2 separate regions of the Homo sapiens genome follow, and region 2 is linked to region 1. Evidence: chromatin loops called from intact Hi-C (ENCODE). Cell type or tissue: PC-9. All regions are shown on one strand. Each heading gives the region's core, and the rest is flanking DNA. Links, peaks and the distances in the headings are about the cores only.

Region 1 (5,395 bases), core at 263-5,262:
CTGTGAAGACATCACCTCATCTTGTTAATAACTGGACTATTTGAAGACTTTTTTCAGGCCATAGTCTTTCACCAGCCATTTTCACCTAGAGATCTCTGATTTGGCTGGGAAAAGAGTGTCTATCCAACCAGCCAACCATGGCATCTCTTACTTAGGCATTTCCATAAAGCTCCCTAAATTTGATTAATTATTCCTCCAGAAGATAAGATTAGAAAAAAATATTGAAAGTTGTACATTTGCCTAAGACAACTTTTGTCTTATTTCCTGCAATAGTCTCAGGGGATGCAAATGGGATTACAGGCTGAGGAATGATCATTGTGTATGGCCTCACTTCTCCAGCAGTTACCATATAGAGGATGCACTCAGGTTATGACAACAGCTACTAGCCAATTAACAGTGAGATTCTGCCATGTAGGAGAGAGACAACAGAGAGGATTTTCTAAACTCTTAAGCCCTTTGCTGCACCACACAAAACTCAAGCATATGTAATTTATGGAGTGAGAAGTAAAAGTTATAAGCTTTTGAGCAGAAGCCATGGCACCTAGAAATGATATCTGACTTCCTGGAATAGTTCCTTAATTTAAAATTATGCATAGTTTTTATTGTCATGGCTATGTATCACAAAGTCATATCCACACTCTGGATGACAAGATTACACAATAGGGTGGATACTAGGAGGCAAACTCGTTGGGAGCACCTTTGCACTGTCCACCACAATGTTTGACTTTCAAAACGTAATTCACCTAAAAATATGTAATTGGTTAGAGTTGAAGTTAAGTGTAGAAGCTAGAGCAATAGTATCACTTGTGCAAGTTAACCATATAAGAATAATAAAAGCAATACCAATGGTTCAGTTCAACAAGAAGTATCAGAAAAAGACAGAAGAAAAGATCTCAAGAGATGTTTACAACTAAGGAGGAGAAAGTGGAATTAGTAACAACGACATGGGGAAGAGTGTCCAGAGGGTTTACAAGGAATCTTGGCAGAAGGCAAAGAAGCTTGGATGTAGATAGGCATAAATCCAGAACTCCTCTCTTTTCACCAAGTAAGTAGCTATGTGATTTTGAGCAAGTTATTTATCAGTTCTGAGCCATAATTCTTTTACAAAAATGGTTTAGCTCTATTTGGCTGGCACAAACCTGAGGAAGATTAAATGCCATAAGACATAAAAAATACCTAGCACAGTTAATATGCAAAAACTTCTTGCTATTAGGAAATGAACCAAGATATAGTATTATGAAGGCTATAACCCTTAAATATAAAGTAAGCTTCAAATGTGGTACTAGATTAAGGAGGTATATTTTTCATAACTCTATATCGAGCATCTCCTCATATCTTAAATTGAAAGGCTTAAAACAGAATCAGGTAACTTTAGGCTACCCAAATTCCTAGGCCCACAACATTCTTGCACTAAAAATAAATAAATAAAAAGCAGGTCATAAACAGTTCCTGTGTTTTGAGCTAAATTTATAGCTGAACTAAGTATGTAGCAGATGCTCAGAGCATTCTTGTTTTACTATCACAAATGGCAAGGAAAAAATCCTGCTAGGATAAATTCAAGTACAGCAGTCCAGTTGGTGGATATTTCAAGTCAAGGCCCGCTTGCAGAAGCACAGCTGCACAGCTGCACAGCTGTCTTCCTGACATCATTCCAGAATCTCAAAGTAGCCAAAGAGTAGTCATACCTGCAGTTAAAATCAACTAGGTTGAGTGTGCAAACTCCTGAGGGAGGCTTCAATTACATTAATAGAGCTGAGCTTCAGTATTATTTGTGACCAAATTTTTAAACTAAATTATAAGAGTACTGTAATTTATAATTTATACACAATATAGTTTATTTTTAACCATGCTTTATTAGAGAATCTTTATGACACAAAATTAGAAAAACAACTAAAACTAAAAACTTGTCCATAACCCAGAAATCTGAAGACAATCTATTTAAATAATCTGGTTTATAGCCTTCAAATCACATTGATGTATACATATATATATAATGTTTGTACGTATGTATAAACACATATGCATGTTTAAAATATAAATTTTAAATATGGATCATACTTTATATACTGCTTAATAAACTACTTTTTCTGTATTTAATATCTCTTAGAAATAGCATAAGCCATTAAATATTCTTGAAAATGTAACTTAAATTACTATATAATAATTTGTTTAATTCAACCAATTTTTTATCATTGGCCATTTAGGTATCATGTTTTTAAATTACATTAAAGTAGCACTGCACAGAACATATGTATGTTCATTTATACACACACAGAGTTGTGGTCACCATCGATAGTTTAATTTACGATAAATTCCTAGATAAAAATTTTCACATCAAAATGTGTATGTGTGTATATACATACACATACAATATACACAGTTTTCCTTTATAAATATAGTTTTATGATAATTAGTTCAAGTACAAATATATTTCTACTCACATTCTAGTGCTTAATTCTTAATTTGTTTCAGGAGATGTGTTTTAGTGGTTGTTTGTGGAAATTTGTATTGTTTAGAATCTTATTTTTATTATTTTTTATTTATTGTAGTTATTGGACCTTATTTTCATAAACCCTTGTGCAAATCTTTCCTGTGTTTTATCTCTCATCCTTTTTACTGAAAGACCTGGGATGCCATTCTATGCTACTTAATGGAGAGCTCCATCCGGTGGTCACTTGTTAAGCAACTCAATGCTTCACAACCAGACCCAGGGCAGCTCTCACATCAAATTAGTTTTGAAAGCCTATGGATTATTCCCTGCAAAGCTCGCTGGCCACATCTGCTACCTCATATCAAGACCCAGTAGCTCCACACTAATTCCCGTCCTTGTCATACCTCCTCTAAACCATGGTAATAATTTCCTAACTCTAACTCTTCAACACAGCCTCATACAAAAAATTGCAAAGGTGAACACCTCAGTATCTCTCAATGCACGGCCCTCCATGATCCTTCCTCTCTGATACACCTGAGATCTGATTTCTGATCTCCAAAAGTTCTCCTGAGAAACTCCTTCAGCCCAGAATGTACTCCTTCTCTTCTCTCCTTTCCCTTCCCCAATTCCCCCTTTCAGAAATCCACCTGTACTTAAAGCCCCAGATCAAAGCTTCTTTCACTTCTCCTCATGCTAAAAGGGCCCTCTCCTCTCTCAATTCCTATTGCGTTTCTTTTTGTCAGTTCTGCAGTTTTCTTGGTTTTTCTGTCTCCCCGTTTCATCATTTACAAAATGGGTATAATGCCTTCTACGTACCTCATAGAATTATCGTGAAGATTAGATTACATGGTCTGTGTTTAGAAGCACTGAGAAGCATTTCTGAACATTGTAAGTGCTCAATACATTTATTTTTGATATTATGAAGTGGGTGATAAGTATAATGATATTGAATCAACTCAGTGTTAATTACATTTTCTGCTAGCCTATATTATTTATCCCCGAATAGAGGATAATTTTCTGCAGAGCGGGGATTTGTCAATCTATTATGCATAGACTAGATGCCTGATTACTACTTATTGATTGATGCATTTCTTTCAGCAAAAGTGGACTGAGTATTGGTACTGGTGCCATGACTCCCTTTGTAAAACCTTCAGCATTTCAGTAATGTTATACAACTTAGAAGAAAAATATTAACAATCTGTCTTAATGAATCTGGATAATTTTTATTGAAAGAACATTTGTTAGTTTCACCATAAAATAATTTTGATTAACGCGAGTAAAACAGAAAAATGCCTTTTCTCCACAGCAACTCTTCTCAGCTACTCTCCAGGTTCAAGTTCTCCCAATTACTTCTCCCAACAACTTGCCTTGACAAGAGGTTGGGGGAAGGTCATCCAAGGAGTCAGGAAGAATATGTGTAGCATCGTGTCCTTGGCTGTAATCTCTCATATATCTACTCTATGAAGTCCTCTCACATCTTTCAGAGAGCTGGTAACATCTCCTAACTCTGTGCCTTTGAGGCTGAAATACCCTCTATGCTCAAAGATAGAAGATCTAGTACCCACAGCCCCACTGGCATCCCTTGAACGGTCCTCAACAGCATTATTACTGTTACATAGTGAGGAGTAATAAGTCAACCAGACTGAACTTAGCTTCCAACATTCCTTGTCTCTGCATCCTGGCTCAACCACACTGACCTTCGTTCTGTTCCTCCAACATTCCGAGTCCTTTCCTCCTAAGGTTTTTCGCATTAGCTCATCTACTGGGTACATGCATCTCACATGTATTCATGTGATGGTTACTCATCATCCTAGTTTTCTTAGTTTAAATGGACTTAGCAGGGAGTTTTTTGACACCCATTTTAAAATAGCCTTACATTCCTTCTATTATATATTTTAGCTTATACATATTATTTTCTAGTTTCCTTATTTTATTTTCATCCCAAACAAGAAGGGTCTTTGCTTCCTTTATGTACTAATACCAAGATAAAGTGCCTAACCTATAGTAGGCACTCAATACCTTTCTCTTTAATAAAAAGCTTAGCAAAGATGTGATACAATTCTTTTGAGTACATGCATGATTGAAATAAAAGATTAAAAAAGAGAATATAAAAAGCATTTTCTACTCTTAAATAATTAAAACATTGGCCAGATTACACAATTTCCCAAAAAGTGTCTCTTAAATTTTTATCTACATTGTTTCCAATAAAAGAGTGGGACTATTGAAATAATGTTAAAATAGGCTCTGTTTTAAAATAGCTAAAAATTGACTGTGATAAATTCTTATTAAAGAGACACCCTACAATACTCAAAAACTGTTTCTTAAATTTTTACTGATATTCTCTCCAGTTCTTTCCAAGTGTTACATAGAAATTCATGCCAAAGTTTGTAAAAAGTATTTTACATTTCCAATGATCTTTTTTTTTGTTTTATATATGCACCTGTTTTCAACTTCTACATATGTAATTTTTTTCCAAAAAAAAAAACCTCTAGATGAAGAATTGGCATGTACAAAAATCAGATTTTTTCAGAATTTCAATGTATTCAAATGCAATGGTTCTAAACTGTTCCAAAGAATAGATTTTAAAAAATGATAAAAAGCGAAAAGAGGAAAAGAAAAGTGTTATAAAAGTGTTTAATACTGGATCATTATTTTTTCCTAATACAAAAAAGGACAAGCTTTTAATTTCATTTTTATTTTGCTGTTGGCCTCTGTAAATATCTTTGCATCATTTTATTAAAATTTGATCAATAGTTATTTACTAGCTATTATTAGTAATAATTAGTTCCAGATGACATCTAATGGTACATATAGCATCTAAATATACATCTTCACAAATAGCCAAATATCACTGAAACAAAAATATCATCAAAAATACAAGATATTATTTAATTTTGTGTGTTCACATATATGTAGAATTTTAAAATCACACATTCTCACTATTGAAGTAATTAACTATACACA
Region 2 (5,395 bases), core at 165-5,164, 640 kb before region 1:
TTTTCTATTAAATTGTGTGCATGATTGAAATGCATTCTTCTCTTCCAAATGTTCATATTGAAATTACTACAGTATTAATATTTATCATTAAAACAGCACAAAATATTGAATATTATAAGATCAGAATTTCTGCTTGCTGAATTCATTCCCACAGCTCTTCAATATAAAATAAGTTTGGAAAATTCAAACTTTAATATACAGTATATGATTATGTAGCAGTGTTTTAATGATTTATTGGCTACATAAGTTTTTTACACAGATAAGATTGTAAATTAATAAAAGAAATCCAGGTTATTAGTAAGAGAACAAAAGAATGTGGAATAAATATGGAGCATAGCAATGAGGAGGTGTGGACACATCCATGGGTTCACTACTTTCCTCCTTGAAAATACAATTATAAGTGAATCTAGAATACTAAAAATTCAGCAGTCTCCTTGGTCCATGGCTAATTCTACACTTAAATTGAGAGATGAAATAACCATATTACAAATACTAACGATCATCATCTATTTTCATTGGCCTTACATTCTCCTCCATTTAATATGGAAAATTGCTTTGTCTACAAAATGTTCATTTTTTTCTATTTTTAAAATGTGGCCTCTGTATTTTAATCTATAATTTCCTAAAGTATTGAATTACGTGGTTTGACTTTACACTATGCGAAGATTAAGCATTTCCTTTTGTTCCTTTTAAATTAACCTTCCATTAGTTTTGAGTGATCCCTCCTTCTTGTATTATGAAATAGCACATAAAAAGGATCTTATCAATTTTTACTATACCCATCACAATCTTAAATAACTCAATTATATTTACTCTATCTCTTCACATTTCCAGGCTAAATAATCTTAGCTTCCCTGACTTCCTTTTGTGTATGAGTAAGTTTCATTCTACTTTAACCATCTTATGTGTCCTTTTGTGAACGCTTTCATTCTTATCTTTCCCTGGGGGATATATCTTAAGACAGTATTTCATATTGGAAGATTCCATATATAATTATAACATACCTTAGTGCTATTAATTTGCATTTATATACCATTTCATTTATGCAAAGTGCTTTTCAGTTTATCTTCACAATATTGCTGGGAACTTATTAGCATATGTTTTTGGAAAGAGAAAGTACAAAGAGGTTGAAACTAACCCCAAATCACTAGAGGTACATCTAAATCATCTTTTGAAACAAGAAAAAAAAATGATCTTTTTCATTTAAATAATCTATTTAAAATGCTAATTTGATTGATGGGAACTTACTAAAAGCCCTTGTTAATTTTCTAGTAATAGAAGGAACAAGTGAACAAAATGATAATTTTGAAATAGTTATTCTCAAACTAGTAAGACTACTTTTTTACATGTGAGAATGAGTTAGAAATGTAAAAGTTTATAACATATTTTGAGTTTAAAATAATTTTTATCAAACAATAAAGAATTTCTAGTATTTTAAAAACTCAAAGTTAATTGTACTCAAAATTTTAATTGGGGTGGATTGAATCTAGCAATATCAATTACATAAGTAGATTTCAGCTTTACATCCCAGGAGGTATCTCCTCTCCATGCTTATGTAGATTGGAGGTGGTCATTATGATGATCTGAGTTACACAACCCTGTTTTAGACCCTTGGCTTGATGGAAATTCACTATATTCATTCCTGGGCTTTTGGTTTCATTGGTGTAATACTTACAACTAAGGTCTAATATTTTGTGCTGCTTGGACTGGTGAAATCATGAGCCTCAAATGGCTTAATCACTAGTTTTAAAGTCTTCTCTCTGCTCCTACAAATTAGGTCCTCTAGCCAAACAAACCACCTTACCAAATGGATCAGGTGAAGCTCCTGCTTATCCCTGAGCAGCTTGCAGTTCTCTGCCAGCCCACAAAATGATTCAAACAAGCCCACCACATTCTCCCTCCAGGACAAGAAGACACTCTACCTTCTTGTGGGTCTGCCCCCACAGCCCCTAGCTGTTCCGTCTGTTATAGATTGCAACCCCTGTGTGGAATGCAGTGTCCTTTTCCCCTAGGGAGTGGGTGTGCATGACTCATAAACTTCCGTGGATCTTATCTGTCTAGTGACAGTTGTCATGTGTTTAGCCATTGCTATAATCTTAAGGTGGGAATATCTACTTCACCTAAAGGATGACTAGGAGGCGCTAAAACATCACATAATATCAGTTCTTGGATCACTGGTCACTTTGTTCGCTAATGAGCCACAGCCTTAAAGAGTATTTCATTTGTTAGCATGCTTATATCCCATACTAATAAATTTAAAAATTGTGAAGATGTGGGTTTACAAATAGGCATGAAGATTTTCTAAGAAGTTTTTTTTTTTTTTTTTAATTATACAGGCCCCTGGAGTAGTCTTTGGAAAGTAATTTCTTACGATAAAAGCAATTTCAAAGCATTTACTGTTTTTACTAGGGTGTCCAAATTTCTGCATTTGTAAGAACCTTAGTGAAATGCAGCTAATATCAGTTTGGTATGCAGAAAAACCACAAGTAGAAAGAAAAGAATATCTCAGGATTAGAAACAGGGAAGAACCATAAATAAGTAATTAATTTACTGAGAAGATATCATGTAACAAAAAAAAAAAAAACAAATACTAGGCCACTATCTCATTTAATTTTTATAATAATTCTAAGGAGAGTCATTATTTCTTTGTTTAAAATATGAGAAGTCTGATTCTGAGAGATATTATATATATTTTTCAAAATGTATACAGCTGGCGAAGAGCAGAACTCTTTTCTGTTGGTTAAAACACATACATTTTTCATTATAATAGAAAACCAAAACAACACAAAAATTAAAGAAAGAGAAAGGAAGGAAGGGAGAGAGGAAGCAAGGAAGGGAAAGGAAGAAAAGTGAAAGGAAAGGAAAGACACAGATTAGGGAAAAACAGTTTTGTTACCTTTTCTTAAATTTTTAAGTGGGAGCAGTTAAAATTATGGTAATAGGATGGTTCTGGTATTCTCTTAAAAATGAATCCTCAGCTTTTTCAATAAATTACTGTGGAGACTAGTATGCTAAGTAAAATTGCTTCACCATAAGTACCAGCATTCATGATAAAGGTAAACATCTTATTTATAGTCAGATATTTGTTTTTATTTAGATGCGTTATTTAATAATTTTTTTACACTGAATATTTTACTGATGATATAAGATCTATAATCTTGTATGGTATACCCTAGAAAACGTTAGAAACATAATCTGTGTAAAATTACGTATATAGAAAATGCATTTCTAATTCTAAACTTATAATTTTATTATAACAAAGGGAGACAGTATTGCTTTATTAAAAAAAGTAAAAATAAAAGTTTCAAAATGCAATGCAGTTGGAATAAATGTTTACCACTTTTTATTTTTTAAAAAAGGAAAGTACAGTGCCTTTTTCAAATACCTTTACAATTTTTGAACACTTCTCAGTCAATAATCTTGTGTATTAAAACATTCATTGGAGGTGATGTGACACATCATTGGTCTTGAGTCATATTTACTATATCATATAATTATTAGCAAATAAATACAATGTGACAAACAAGATTGATAAAAAGTTCTCTCTACCAACTTGCAAAATGTTTTGCCCAGGTTTCTTGCCTTTGAGAGAAATCATAACTTTGGTTTGAGGAATAGAAAAGTAAATATGAAGGACTTCTGCTGTCACTGTCTTAAAAGTATCAAATTTAGAAAAGCTTCTATTTTTCTTCAATGTTTGTATGACTATTAAGGAAAGTGCTTTTTTGAGATATGTATCTACATACTAGATACACTTTATAGAGTAGTAATGGGTCTTTCTTTGAATATTCCTCCAGTCCAGTATTTCAAACTTCCCCTATTACAACAATGCGCCTGGGGAACTTGTTACAAATAGAGGCACTTGCCCTCACATTCACCTTCAATAGGCCCAGAGTAGGGCTCAGGATATTTGTACTCCCCAGGAATTTACTTTGTACTTGTTGTGAATAATTAGCAATCACTATTTATGTATTAAAATTTAAAATGCTAAAAATCTAGAAAGCTACCTCAAGTCTTATAATAGTAAATTTCTATTTTAGTAATTATTTTATTTATTTTTAATTTTGGATAATTTTATCATTGCTCAAAAATGTCAATAATTTCCAATAGCCTGGTTATTCACAAAAGATTATCATTTTTAAAAGTCAAAATCTTTATAGTTTGGGAGGATCACCTCATTTGTACTTCAATATTATATTGCCTCGTGTAGCTGAGTTAATGGTAAGCAATTTAATTTTTTATTCTACATTTTCTGAATCTGTGACATTTTCCTAAATTCTTTGCAATTTTTGCCTTATCTGAATATTGCTTTTCTTTGTCTAATTAAGCAGTTTTTTTATTTTTAGATTTTTTTTTCTGTGAACATCTATTAAATCACAGACATAATGGTTTTGTTGTATGGACCACTATGTGAAACTTATACGGAAAGCAGGTCAGGGAAGTGCTGGGAGGAAAAGGGTGGGTCCCTGGTAAGGGTTCCATCCCTGGGCCTGGGCCCATGGACCTAGGTGAGGACAGGCACTCCTGTGCAACATCTGCCTTAGCACCCAGATGTTGCATTTCCAAAGACCACCCTGGCCTACCATGTCCCCATCCTGTGCCTATAAAAACCCCAAGACCCTGACAGGCGGACACACAAGCGGCTGGACATCAAGAGCACGTCAAGGGGAGCAGGCCAGCAGAAGAACACACAACAGACTCAGGCAGGCCATTGACCTGTGGAAGGAGGTGGAATTCGGCCGGAGCAGTCAGAGGAGAGCCCAGGGACTGCAGGGGAAAACCATCTTCCTTCTGGCTCCCCCATTTGCTGAGAGCTACTTCCACTCAATAAAACCTTGCACTCATTCTCCAAGCCCACATGCGATCTGATTCTTCTGGTACCTAATACAGAAAGCCCTCTGTCCTTTCTCTAAGGCAGGGGTCTAATTGAGCTGACTAACCACAAGCCACCTATGGATGGCTAAACTTTTGAGCCCCCTGTAACACATGCCCACTGGGGCTTCAGTTGTAAACATTCACCCCTAGACACTGCCATGGGGTCGGAGCCCCACAGCCTGCCAGTCTGTGTGCTCCCCTAGAGGTTTGAGCAGCGGGGCACTGAAGAAGTGAGCTACACCCCCGTCGCACGCCCTGCGAGAGAGACAAGGGATCCTTTCCAGTTTCAAAACCATAAATACATAACTAGAAAAATTAACATAGTCTGAAAAAGACTCGATGATCTTAACATGTCATTAGTTGCATGCATACCACACTTTGAGAAGTGCTCTGAGAAAATACTAGAAAAGGTATTGATCACAATACAAATGTTTTTGATAAACTGGTGGCAGCACAACTGACACCTTGATGGGGCTTAATGATGGAGCTGAGGCAGTACATTCTAAAAAATGAAGTCTTC

The links. A loop is a pair of places that touch in the nucleus more often than their neighbours do. Peaks named below come from ENCODE experiments on the same cell type or tissue, not always from the same donor. Only the 100,000 strongest peaks of a DNase experiment are listed, where the experiment ranks them.
Region 2: a loop joins it to region 1, with 7 times the contacts of the local background. A loop is called at or near these places in 4 of 110 quality-filtered maps.

The regions. Positions count from the first base shown.
Region 1 is chr6:95,278,209-95,283,603 of GRCh38, forward strand. No RefSeq gene overlaps it. Among named protein-coding and RNA genes, the nearest start is that of MANEA-DT, 300 kb to the right of the region's middle. In PC-9, for the core only: a CTCF peak has its summit at 2,664 (motif pointing left); no DNase peak of the experiment used is centred there.
Region 2 is chr6:94,635,128-94,640,522 of GRCh38, forward strand. No RefSeq gene overlaps it. Among named protein-coding and RNA genes, the nearest start is that of TSG1, 930 kb to the left of the region's middle. In PC-9, for the core only: a CTCF peak has its summit at 2,144; no DNase peak of the experiment used is centred there.